Regions from separate parts of the Homo sapiens genome. Here region 2 is linked to region 1. Evidence: read pairs that join two places in POLR2A ChIA-PET (ENCODE). Cell type or tissue: Caco-2. All regions are shown on one strand. Each heading gives the region's core, and the rest is flanking DNA. Links, peaks and the distances in the headings are about the cores only.

Region 1 (5,380 bases), core at 129-5,128:
TTGGGAGGCCAAGATGGGCGGATTGCTTGAGCCCAGGAATTCGAGACCAGCTTGGGCAATATGGCAAAAACCCATCTCTACAAAATAATACAAAAATGAGCCAGGCACAGTGGTACACACCTGTAGTCCCAACTACTGGGGAGGCTGAGGTGGGAGGATCCCTTGAGCCCAGGAGGCAGAGGTTGCAGTGAGCAGAGATCACACAACTGTGCTCCAGGCTGGGTGACAGAGTGAGACCCTGTCTCAGAAAAAAAAAAAAAAGATAAATATTCCCATTCTTGGGAAATACGCACTGAAATATTTAGAGATAAAAGTGCTTACTGTCTCCAACTTATGGTTTCAAAAAAAAAACTATCTGTAGCAAGATAGAGAATGATAAAGCAAATGGGGCAAAATGTTAAGAGTCAATGAATCTGGGTAGAGGTTATGTGGGAGTGTTGGGTATTGTTCTTGCAGCCTTTTTAAAGTTTGAAATTATATCAAAATAATGTTACCGAAAGACAGTATAACCCAAGCAGATGGATCAGAGGATTAAAATGGAAAATCACAGAGATCTGAGAATATATGGAGAAATCAATAGGTAAGAAAAATAATTCAATAAATGCTGCTATAAAAATTAATAATCCATTGGGAAAGGAAGTCATATTCCTACAGACTTTGTATGATACATATGCAAAATACATTTCAGAGGATTTAAACACCTCATTGTTAAGAAAAATACTGAAAAGTTAAGACAGATAATCAGACTGGTAAAACTACAAAAATATACCATAAATCACTAAGAAAAAAGAATTACACAACATAATATAAGTAGATTATCAGTAGGAAGTCTTAGCACGACACATATACTCAGTATCTCATTGTTGCTTTAAAAAAATTGGAAATAACCTACTGGTGTATTTGAAGGGGAATGGTTGAATAAATATGGTACATCTATAATAATGAATACCACGCAGCCATTAAGAACAACGTAAAGTCTTTGGTTTGTTCACAGCCACATTTTGGTACCTGAAATAATGCCTAGCACATTTTTGAATGAATTAATGAAACAGGAGGCAGATTTTTAATCATTCAGCTGAGAAAGATCACCAAATAATATTGTTAAAAGAAAAAACAAAAAGCAAGATTTAGAACAATATGTATGGAATAATCCTATTAGAACACTGCACGTTTGTACCAAAATTTAAGGACACTGATATTTATAAAGCAGTTAGCAAACAGCCAGCAGCCATCAAGAAAAAAAAAAAAAGTAGTTGTTGATACAGCTAGTTCTGTAGCAAAGCCAGGGTCAGATGAACCCAGAGTTCCTGATTTAAAGCTCAGAGCTCATTCTATCATGCCACTTACTGCACCACCAACTTGACATTAGCGGAGGTGACAGCATCTCAGACCCTACCCAGAATAGACTTCATTACAGCTTCATCTATTATAGTAAAACAACAGTGTCAAATATGTCAACAAGGAGTAGTCGTCATAGAAAATGGAGAAGCAAAAGGGATCACTGTGCACTTACCTAGTCCTGGCTCAAGGGAACATGAGTAAGTAGCATTCGTATTTTATGCTGGTGGCTGGGGGGTAATATTCCAAACTGGAACTTAAATGAAACATGCTCTTCATCAAGATGAAGGAACCACAGATTCCTTATCACTTAATTTTTTTTTTTTTTTTTTGAGAAAGTCTTGCTCTGTCGCCCATGCTGAAGTGCAGTGACACGATCTCAGCTCACTGCAACCTCCGCCTCCTGGGTTTAAGCGATTCTTCTGGGTTTAAGCTAGGACTACAGGCGCACGCCACCACACCCAGCTAATTTTTGTATTTCTAGTAGAGACAGGGTTTCACCTTATTGGCCAGGCTGGTCTCAAACTCCTGACCTCATGCCTCCTAAAGTGCTGGGATTACACACCATGCCCGGCCAAATTTTTGTTTTAAGATGATATTGCAGGCCGGGTGCAATACCTCTCTCGCTGTTTCACAGTAACCACCCTGAGTTTAAAGTTAGATTTGTAAGGTCGGGCATGGTGGCTCACAACTGTAATCCCAGCAATTTGGGTGACTGAGGCAGGTGGATTCTGAGCTTGAGGCTCAGGAGTTGGAGACCAGCCTGGGCAACAGGGCGAAACCCTGTTCTCTACAAAATAATACAAAAATTAGCTCAGCATGGTGGCATGTGCCTGTGGTACCAGCTACTTGGGAGGCTGAGGTAGAAGGATCGCTTGAATCTGGGAGGCAGAGCTTGCAGTGAGCTGAGATCGCGCCACTGCACTCCTGCCTGGGTGAGAGAGCAAGAACCCATCTCAAAAAATAAAGATTATATTAGATTTGACTTATTTTTTATTGAGCGGGGTGGGACAAGAGATGCAATTAGTGGGTGAGTTGGGAGGTCCTAGAGGAGCCAGACCAAGAGCCTTCTGGACCCAAGCAATTCCAGCTTCATTTGCTTGCCCAGCTTGTCTTAGGCTGGGACACTCCTAGTTCTAGCTGTGATTCAGCAGGTAAATAGTTAAGAACAAGGGTTGATTGAGTCTGATGGCCTGTTCCCTCCTTTCTTTAATCATCTATAAAATGGAGTAAATACTAATTTTATGGTAGTGCTGTGAGGTTTTACACATGAAAAGTAGTTAGCACTTCGCCTGCTACACATAAATCCTCAGGGAGTGGCAATTATCAACCTCTTCACACTGGGTGGCGTGGGTTAACAGAGAGAACTAAGTGCCAAGCATCTGGTTTTATCCTAACTAGCTATAGAAACTTAGAAGAATATCCCCTCTCTAAGCCCCAGTTGACTGGAGAGTAACACCTTCCTCTATGGACACCTCATAGGTTTATTTTAAGAGGATCATATAAATGGGGACATGCAACAAGAAATTGACTAGTCCTCTCAGGTCACTCACTGCATCACTGGAGGATCTGAGGTCTAAGACTTTTACAGAGTAAACCCCCACCCCTGCAGGTACCTCAGTGTAATCAAGAGATTTAAACTGGTGGTCTCCAGGGGTGGCTCCCTGCCCTCCTCCCCCGCCCCTTTCTAAAACACATAGTTTGAATTCCTCTCTTATCAGATAGGTAATCAGCGTGCAGCCCCACAGAGCCAGCCTCCCAGGGCCTGCATCTGAAAAGCGCCTGAAATTCTTGTACCACCCCCATTCCACCCCCAACCACACACAAAGCAGGGCCCCGCCCCCTTCCCCATCCCCTCCAAAAAGAAAAGACCTTAGGGGGAGGGGCATGGCCTGAGCTCCCCCAGTAGAGCCCAGCCCCAGGAAACAAAGAGTTGACACTGGCTGGTTCTGGTGGTCAGATTCCTGGAGTTCCAAGGAGCAGATCCCTCTTGCATCTCCCTCTCCCTCCTCCCCACATTCAACTGTTTCTTCCTTCCTCTCTATGTTGGGGTTATGGTCACGGGAGAGAACTAGATATAGAAAATTCTTCCTTCCCCAGGCAGTCTTGCCAAAGTCACCATCAGCAGCCATCTCCCTTCTCTGGCTTGCGCACTGCCCACTTCATGGATAGAACCAAACAGGACCCCCTCCCCTTGGGTCTCTTCAGTCCAATCCTGAATTATTGATTCAGATAAATTATTTTAAAGGGGAGGGGGAGAGAAGGCATGACCCATATCATCCTTTCCCAATTTCTTCAAGTTAGGACTGTGGGGAGCCTACATGGGCCTACTGTGTTGGGGAATGTGGCATCAGACAACAGACAGCATTTCTTTTTCTTTTTTTTTTTTTTAAAAAGTCTGGCTCTGTTGCCCAGGCCGGAGTGCAGTGGCACAATCTCGGCTCACTGCAAGCTCCGCCTCCCGGGTTCACGCCATTCTCCTGCCTCAGCCTGCCGAGTAGCTGGGACTACAGGCTCCTGCCACCATTCCTGGCTAATTTTTTGTATTTTTAGTAGAGACGGGGTTTCACCGCGTTAGCCAGGATGGTCTCGATCTCCTGACCTCATGATCTACCCGCCTCGGCCTCCCAAAGTGCTGGGATTACAGGCGTGAGCCACCGCGCCCACCCCAAGCATTTCTTTTTCTTTTTTTGATAACAGGGAAGGAATCTCTCCAGTTAAAGTACTTAGGCCTTCTGATCCCTTCTTAATACCTCAGTAATTGCCTGCCTTACCCTATCCAACCCACACCAAGTACCTCATCCCAGCTTCAATTTATGCCTTTGCAAGCTTAGAGATAGAATGAGCCTTAGGGGTCACTTAGGAAATGTGGAGTTAAAAACAAAAGAAAACATTATAAAAGAAAAAAGTATGAAGAGAAAAAAAAAAAACAACACAAAGGAACCTAAGTGTCCTTTCTCCAGAAGTGGCAACAGAATTTCAGGGTACTTGCTACAGTTGTGCAGATTAAAGCTGGGGTTCTTGGCTCTTCCGCAAGAGGCTATTCCAGATCTTCTTCCAGGGCCATTCCAGCCGGAAGATTCTGTAGTGCAGGTCTCTACCTCAATTCTAGGTTCTTAGCTTGCACAAGCATTTGTTGAATGTCTAAGTACTATGCAAAATAACTGTTACTAATTGATTCTTACTGTAGGCTAAGTGGCATTCTAACCACTTTACGTGTTGTAACTCATTTAACCCTCATATCAAACTGGTGCAGTGGGGTGATATGAAGACCCTCATTTTACAGCTTGAGGACATGGAGGCAGAGGGGTTAATAAGCACCTTGGTTAAAGTCGCAATAAGAGGCAAGAGCTGAGCTGAGTGCAGCTGGCCTAACTCTCCCCAGTGCAATTCATTATGATGCAAGTCACATATATAATTGAAAACTTTCTAGTAGCTACGTTTAAAAAAGCAGCTGATGAAAGTAATTTTAATGATTCAGTCCTGTGGTGTCACATCCCTAACTTAGCTTCATTCCTGGAGGTAAGATTTGGTAAGGGAGAACCAACCGGTTCTCCCAGAAGCAGTTATTCGATGGTGTGTGTGTCAAGGAGGGTGTGTGTCAAGGAGGTTGGTGAAAGGGGTGTCTGGAACAGAAGGCTGCAGGCAGCCAATCCCTCTGATCCCCTCTGCTCAGCCACAGCCAGGCCCTGTAGCTCCTGCCTGGAGTTCTCCACCAGATGGCGCTGCTCAGCCTGTCTGCCCAAAGGTAAGCCCGAGGGCGCCTATACCAGGAGGTACTGAGTGGCCCGCTACCTGGTCTGAGCTGTGAACTCAAGTGTTCGGGTAGATTTATCTCCACAGCTCCTTAGGGCAGTCATCTTGTCCTCCCCGTCCCACCCTGCCCCCACCCAACCACCGGCTTGATCAGGGATAAGAATGAAAGGTTCCTAGACTTTTAGGCCAGAAACTCAGTTCTTATATTCTACTGCTTAGAAAAGCCAAGTCCTGTCTAAATTAAATAACACCACGCTGGGCCAGTCATGGTGGCTCATGCCTGTAA
Region 2 (5,380 bases), core at 158-5,157, 170 kb after region 1:
CATATCTACCACGGAGAAGAGCGACTACCAACTTGTTTCTTTTTCTCCCCAGCAACCAACACAGAGAACACTCAGATAACAACAACAAATACTATAATTGTTCCCAGAATTATGTAAGTATAGATCAGCTACGACCTTCTCATTAAACAACTTTTTTTTTTGAAATGGGGTCTCACTCTGTCACCCAGGCTGGAGCACAGTGGCGTGATCACAGTTCACTGCAGCCTCGACCTCCCCAGGCTCAGGTGATCTTCCCACCTCAGTTTTTGTATTTTTAGGAGAGATGGGGTTTCGCCATGTTGCCCAGACTGGTCTCGAACTCATGGGCTCAAGTGATCCACCTGCCTCAGCCTCCCAAAGTGCTAGGATTACAGGTGTGAGCCACCATGCCCGGCCTTAAGCAACTCTTTAAAAATATGGGCAAGCCACCTCACACCTGTCAGAATGGCTATGATGAAAAAGATGAGGCCGGGCGCAGTGGCTCATGCCTGTAATCCCCAGCACTTTGGGAGGCTGAGGAGGGGGGATCATGAGGTCAGGAGATCGAAACCATCCTGGCTAACACGGTGAAACCCTGTCTCTACTAAAAATACAAAATATTAGCCAGGTATGGTGGCACGCGCCTGTAGTCCCAGCTATTCGGGAGGCTGAGGCAGGAGGATCGCTTGAACCCAGGAGGTGGAGGTTGCAATGAGCCAGGATCGCACTACTGCACTCCAGCCTGGGCGACAGAGTGAGACTCCATCTCAAAAAAAAAAAAAAAAAGATGAAAGATAACAAGTTTGGAGAGGATGCAGAGAAAAGGGAACTCTAGTACACAGTTGGGGGGAATGTAACACAGCCACTGTGGAAAACAATGGAGTATGTAGCTCCTCAAAAAACTAAAAATAGTTACCATATGATCCAGCAATCCACTTCTGGGTATATATCCAAACGATATGAAATATGTATGTCCAAGAGATATCTACAATCCCATGTTTACTGAGTAATTATTCACAATAGCCAAGTTATAGAATCAACAGACGAACAGATAAGGAAAATGCAGTATATTACACAACGGAATACCAGCCTTATAAAAGATGTCAATTGTGTCACTTGCAACAACATGGATGAAACTGGAGGACACTAAGAGAAATAAGCCAGGCACAAAATGACAAATACTGCACGTTCTTACTTATATGTGGAAGCTAAAAAAAACCTCGACACATAGAAACAGAGAGAATAATTGTGGTTACCAGAAGCTGGGAGCAGGGGGAATCGAGAGATGCTGATCAAAGGGTAAAACATTTCGGTTAGACAGGAGGAATAAATACTTTAAAAAAAGACGTGCAAGCCTTATATTACATGCATAGTATCTAATTTGCTATACTGAAGATGATCTTGGGGATATATAAAAGGCCACACTAAAAAAACACACACACACGTAACAAAACAAAAACCTGAATAAGTTCTGATAACATGCATTAGTCTCTCAGGACCAAGAAAGAAATTTCTCAGTTAAAGGACCCAGTTTCTGATGTCTCACAACTTAAATATAGGACTAGTACACAAGGTTAAGGCAGACTGCTAGTGATAAAGACTTCAAAGACTAGTAAGCAATACAATTTTTTGTTTTATTTTTTGGAGCCGGAATTTCACTCTTGTTGCCCAGGCTGGAGTGCAATGGCGCGATCTTGGCTCACCACAACCTCCTCCTCCTGGGTTCAAGCGATTCTCCTGCCTCAGCCTCCCAAGTAGCTGGGATTAAAGGCATGCTCCACCACGCCCGGCTAATTTTGTATTTTTAGTAGAGACAGGGCTTCTCCATGCTGGTCAGGCTGGTCTTGAACTCCCAACCTCAGGTGATCCGCCCGCCTCGGCCTCCCAAAGTGCTGGGATTACAGGTGTGAGCCACTGCCCCCGGCCCAATTTTTTCTTTTTTGAGATGGGGTCTCACTCACTCTGTTGTCCAGGCTGGAGTGCAGTGGCACGATCTTGGCTCACCGCAACCTCTGCCTCCTGGGTTCAAGCGACTCTTCTGCCTCAGCCTCTCGAGTAGCTGGGATTACAGGAGCCCGCCACCATGCCTGGCTAATTTTTGTATTTTTAGTAGACGGGGTTTCACCATGTTGGCCAGGCTGGTCTTGAATTCCTAACCTCAAGTGATTCACCTGTCTCGGCCTCCCAAAGTGCTGGGATTACAGGGATGAGCCACCGTGCTTAACCATAAGCAATATGTTTTAAATCCTCCATAACAGCACCATAGTTATCAGTTCTTACCAAGGGTCACTGCTCCCACGGTGTAATTACAAAACAGAAGACTGTGAGGTTGTAGCACATGAGGGGTTGCTACCATGAACTTTGCAATACCTCCTTCCAGTCTCCATCCATAGCACCACTCTCTCTAGATTCACCAAATTCAGTTTTGAGCCCACACCCCCTGCTGTGGTTTGAAAGTGTCTGTCCCCCAAAAGTTCATGTGTTGGAAACTTAATTGCCAATGTAACAGTATTAAGAGGTGGGGGCCTCTAAGAGGTGACTGGGTCATGAGGGTAGAAGCCTCATAATAGATTAGCAGAAGTGAGTTAGTTCTCAAAGCAGTGGGTTGTTATAAAAGCAAGCTTGGGGCCGGGCATGGTGGCTCATGCCTGTAATCCCAGCACTTTGGGAGGCTGAGGTGGGCGGATCACCTGAGGTCCGGAGTTTGAGACCAGCCTGATCAACGTGGAGAAACCCTGTCTCCACTAAAAATACAAGATTAGCTGGGCGTGGTGACGCATGCCTGTAGTCCCAGCTTCTCAGGAGGCTGAGGCAGGAGAATCGCCTGAAACCGGGAGGCAGACGTTGCAGTGAGCCGAGATTGCACCATTGCACTCCAGCCTGGGCAACAAGAGCTAAACTCCACCTCAAAAAAAAAAAAAAAAACCAAGCTTGGGTTGGGCACGGTGGTTTATGCCTGTAATCCTAGCACTTTGGGAGGCAGAGGCAAGCGGATCATTTGAGGTCAGGAGTTCAAGGCCAGCCTGGCTAACATGGTGAAACCCCATCTCTACTAAAAATACAAAAATTAGCTGGGCATGATGGCGGGTGCCTGTAATCCCAGCTACTCGGGAGGCTGAGGCAGGAGAAATCACTTGAACATGGGAGGCGGAAGCTGCAGTGAGCCAAGATCCCACCACTGCACTCCAGCCTGAGTGACAGAAATAAGACTCTGTCTCAAAAAAAAAAAAAAAAAAAAAAAAAAGAAAAAAGAAAAAAAAAAGGCAAGCTTGGCTCACTCTAGTGGTCTCTGCTTTTCCACCATGTTATGATACAGCACAAAAGCCTTCGCCAGATGCTGCCACTATGCCTTTGGACTTCTCACTCTCCAGAACCCTGGGCAAAATAAACATCTTTTCTGTATAAGTTACACTGTCTCAGGTATTCTCTTACAGTAACAGAAAATACACTAAGATAACCCCAAAATAATGCCAAAACCAAAGCCAAGAAGAAAAGTACCAACTGACCCAGAAGAATATGGCTTTTCTAATTTTTTATAGATGATAAATGGACATATTAGAAAATTAAGGTGAGGTCTTTGTCCACATTTTTAACTTATCTATTGGGTTTATCTATTTATATTAAGTAAACTGCCTGATTCAGACTAACTGTGCTATGAAATGTAAAGTTACACCAGCGGTTCCCAACCTTTTTGTTACCAGGGAATCGTTTTGTGGAACACAATTTTTCCACAGACGATGGTTGGGGGGATGGTTTCAGGATGAAACTGTTCCACCTCAGATCATCAGGCATTAGATTCTCGTAAGGACTGAGCAACCTAGATCCCTCACATGCACAGTTCACAATAGGGTTCGTGCTCCTATGAGAATCTAATGTCACCACTGATCTGACAGAAGGCGCAAGCTCAGGCAGTAATGCTTGCTCGCCTGCTGCTCACCTCCAGCTGTGTGGCCTGGTTCCTAATATGCCATGGACTGGTACTGGTCCACGGGCCAGGAGTTGGGGACCTCTGAGTTACACCGTAAGTCTGGTCTGTGGTTTAGAATATTTTGAAATGAAATAGCAACACTCATTTTCAAAGGGACCTCTATCTTCTACAATTTTCAAAGGCATTCAAAATTTAGTGTATGGGAACCAGGCAGGTGGTGCATCTCTGTAGGCCCAGCTACTCAGTAGTCTAACTCAGGAGGATTACTTGAGCCCCACCGAGTTCATGGCTATAGTACACTATGATGGTACCTGTGTGAACAGTCATTGCACTCCAGTGTAGGCAACACAGTGAGATCCATCTCTTTAAAAAATACAATGCATGGGATATGTGATTTTTATTTACAGAAATCTACAGTTCCCAAAAACTTTGGGGTTTTGCCATTTTAAGAATATAGTTCTAAATCTCTCCCCTACTTAACCACATTTTATGACCCCTCCCCACCCTAAAAAACAACTCATTTTTGAGCAAACTTCCTTTCACAGTAAGGGTAGATTCAGCTATTACCAAATCTCAGTCACTTCAGTCTACACCTGAAGTGATTCAGTAGCCTGAATTACACCAGTGACTATTTCAGTCTTTTGCAAAGAGCTGAAAGCATTCTGAACTCTTCAGTACCCACCTCTACTCTGTCCCTCGAGAATCTTTCAAGGTAAAACACCTTAGTGAAGAAGGGTGGAATCAAAAGCATGCCTATTAAATTTAAAGATGCAACAATGAACTATACTGTATACCAGTCACAGGGGTTCTTGTCAACTAGACCGCAAGCTAGATTCATGAACAAAATGTGTAAGAGTTAAGATTAGAGGCCAGGAGCAGTGGCTCACGCCTATAATCCCAACACTTTGAGAGGCCAAGGTGAGTGGATCAGCTGAGGTCAGGACTTCGAGACCAGTCTGGCCAACAAGGTGAAACCCCGTCTTTACTAAAAATACAAAAATTAGCTGGGTGTGGTGGCACACGCCTGTAATCCCAACTACTCAGAAGGCTGAGGCAGAAGAATCGCTTGAACCCGGGAGGCGGAGGTTGCAGTGAGCCAAGATCATGCCACTGCACTCCAGCCTGGGTGACAGAGTGAGACTCCGTCTCAAAACAAACACACAAAAAGAGTTAAGATTAGGATCATGGTATGTAACAAACATAGCAGTTTAAAAAATGTCTAGGCCTGGGCGTGGTGGCTCACGCCTGTAATCCCAGCACTTTGAGAAGCCGAGGTGGGCAGATCGTGAGGTCAGGAGATCGAGACCATTCTGGCTAACACGGTGAAACCCCGTCTCTACTAAAAATACAAAAAATTAGCCGGGCGTAGTGGCGGGTGCCTGTAGTACCAGCTACTTGGGAGGCTGAGGCAGGAGAATGGCATTAACCCGGAAGGCGGAGCTTGCAGTGAGCCGAGATTGCCCCACTGCACTC

The links. ChIA-PET counts read pairs that join two places held together with the same protein. Peaks named below come from ENCODE experiments on the same cell type or tissue, not always from the same donor. Only the 100,000 strongest peaks of a DNase experiment are listed, where the experiment ranks them.
Region 2: POLR2A ChIA-PET joins it to region 1 with 6 read pairs; 5 of 35 experiments call an interaction of 5 or more read pairs at or near these places.

The regions. Positions count from the first base shown.
Region 1 is chr1:26,416,892-26,422,271 of GRCh38, reverse strand. All of the region lies in intron 2 of LIN28A (lin-28 RNA binding posttranscriptional regulator A), which reads right to left. Among named protein-coding and RNA genes, the nearest start is that of LIN28A, 8.8 kb to the right of the region's middle. RefSeq lists enhancers at 1,446-2,016, 3,161-3,732. In Caco-2, for the core only: a CTCF peak has its summit at 5,064 (motif pointing right); DNase peaks (open chromatin) are centred at 3,131 and 5,061.
Region 2 is chr1:26,248,776-26,254,155 of GRCh38, reverse strand. The region is part of intron 3 of CEP85 (centrosomal protein 85); the gene reads right to left. Among named protein-coding and RNA genes, the nearest start is that of CEP85, 17 kb to the right of the region's middle. In Caco-2, for the core only: no CTCF peak of the experiment used is centred there; no DNase peak of the experiment used is centred there.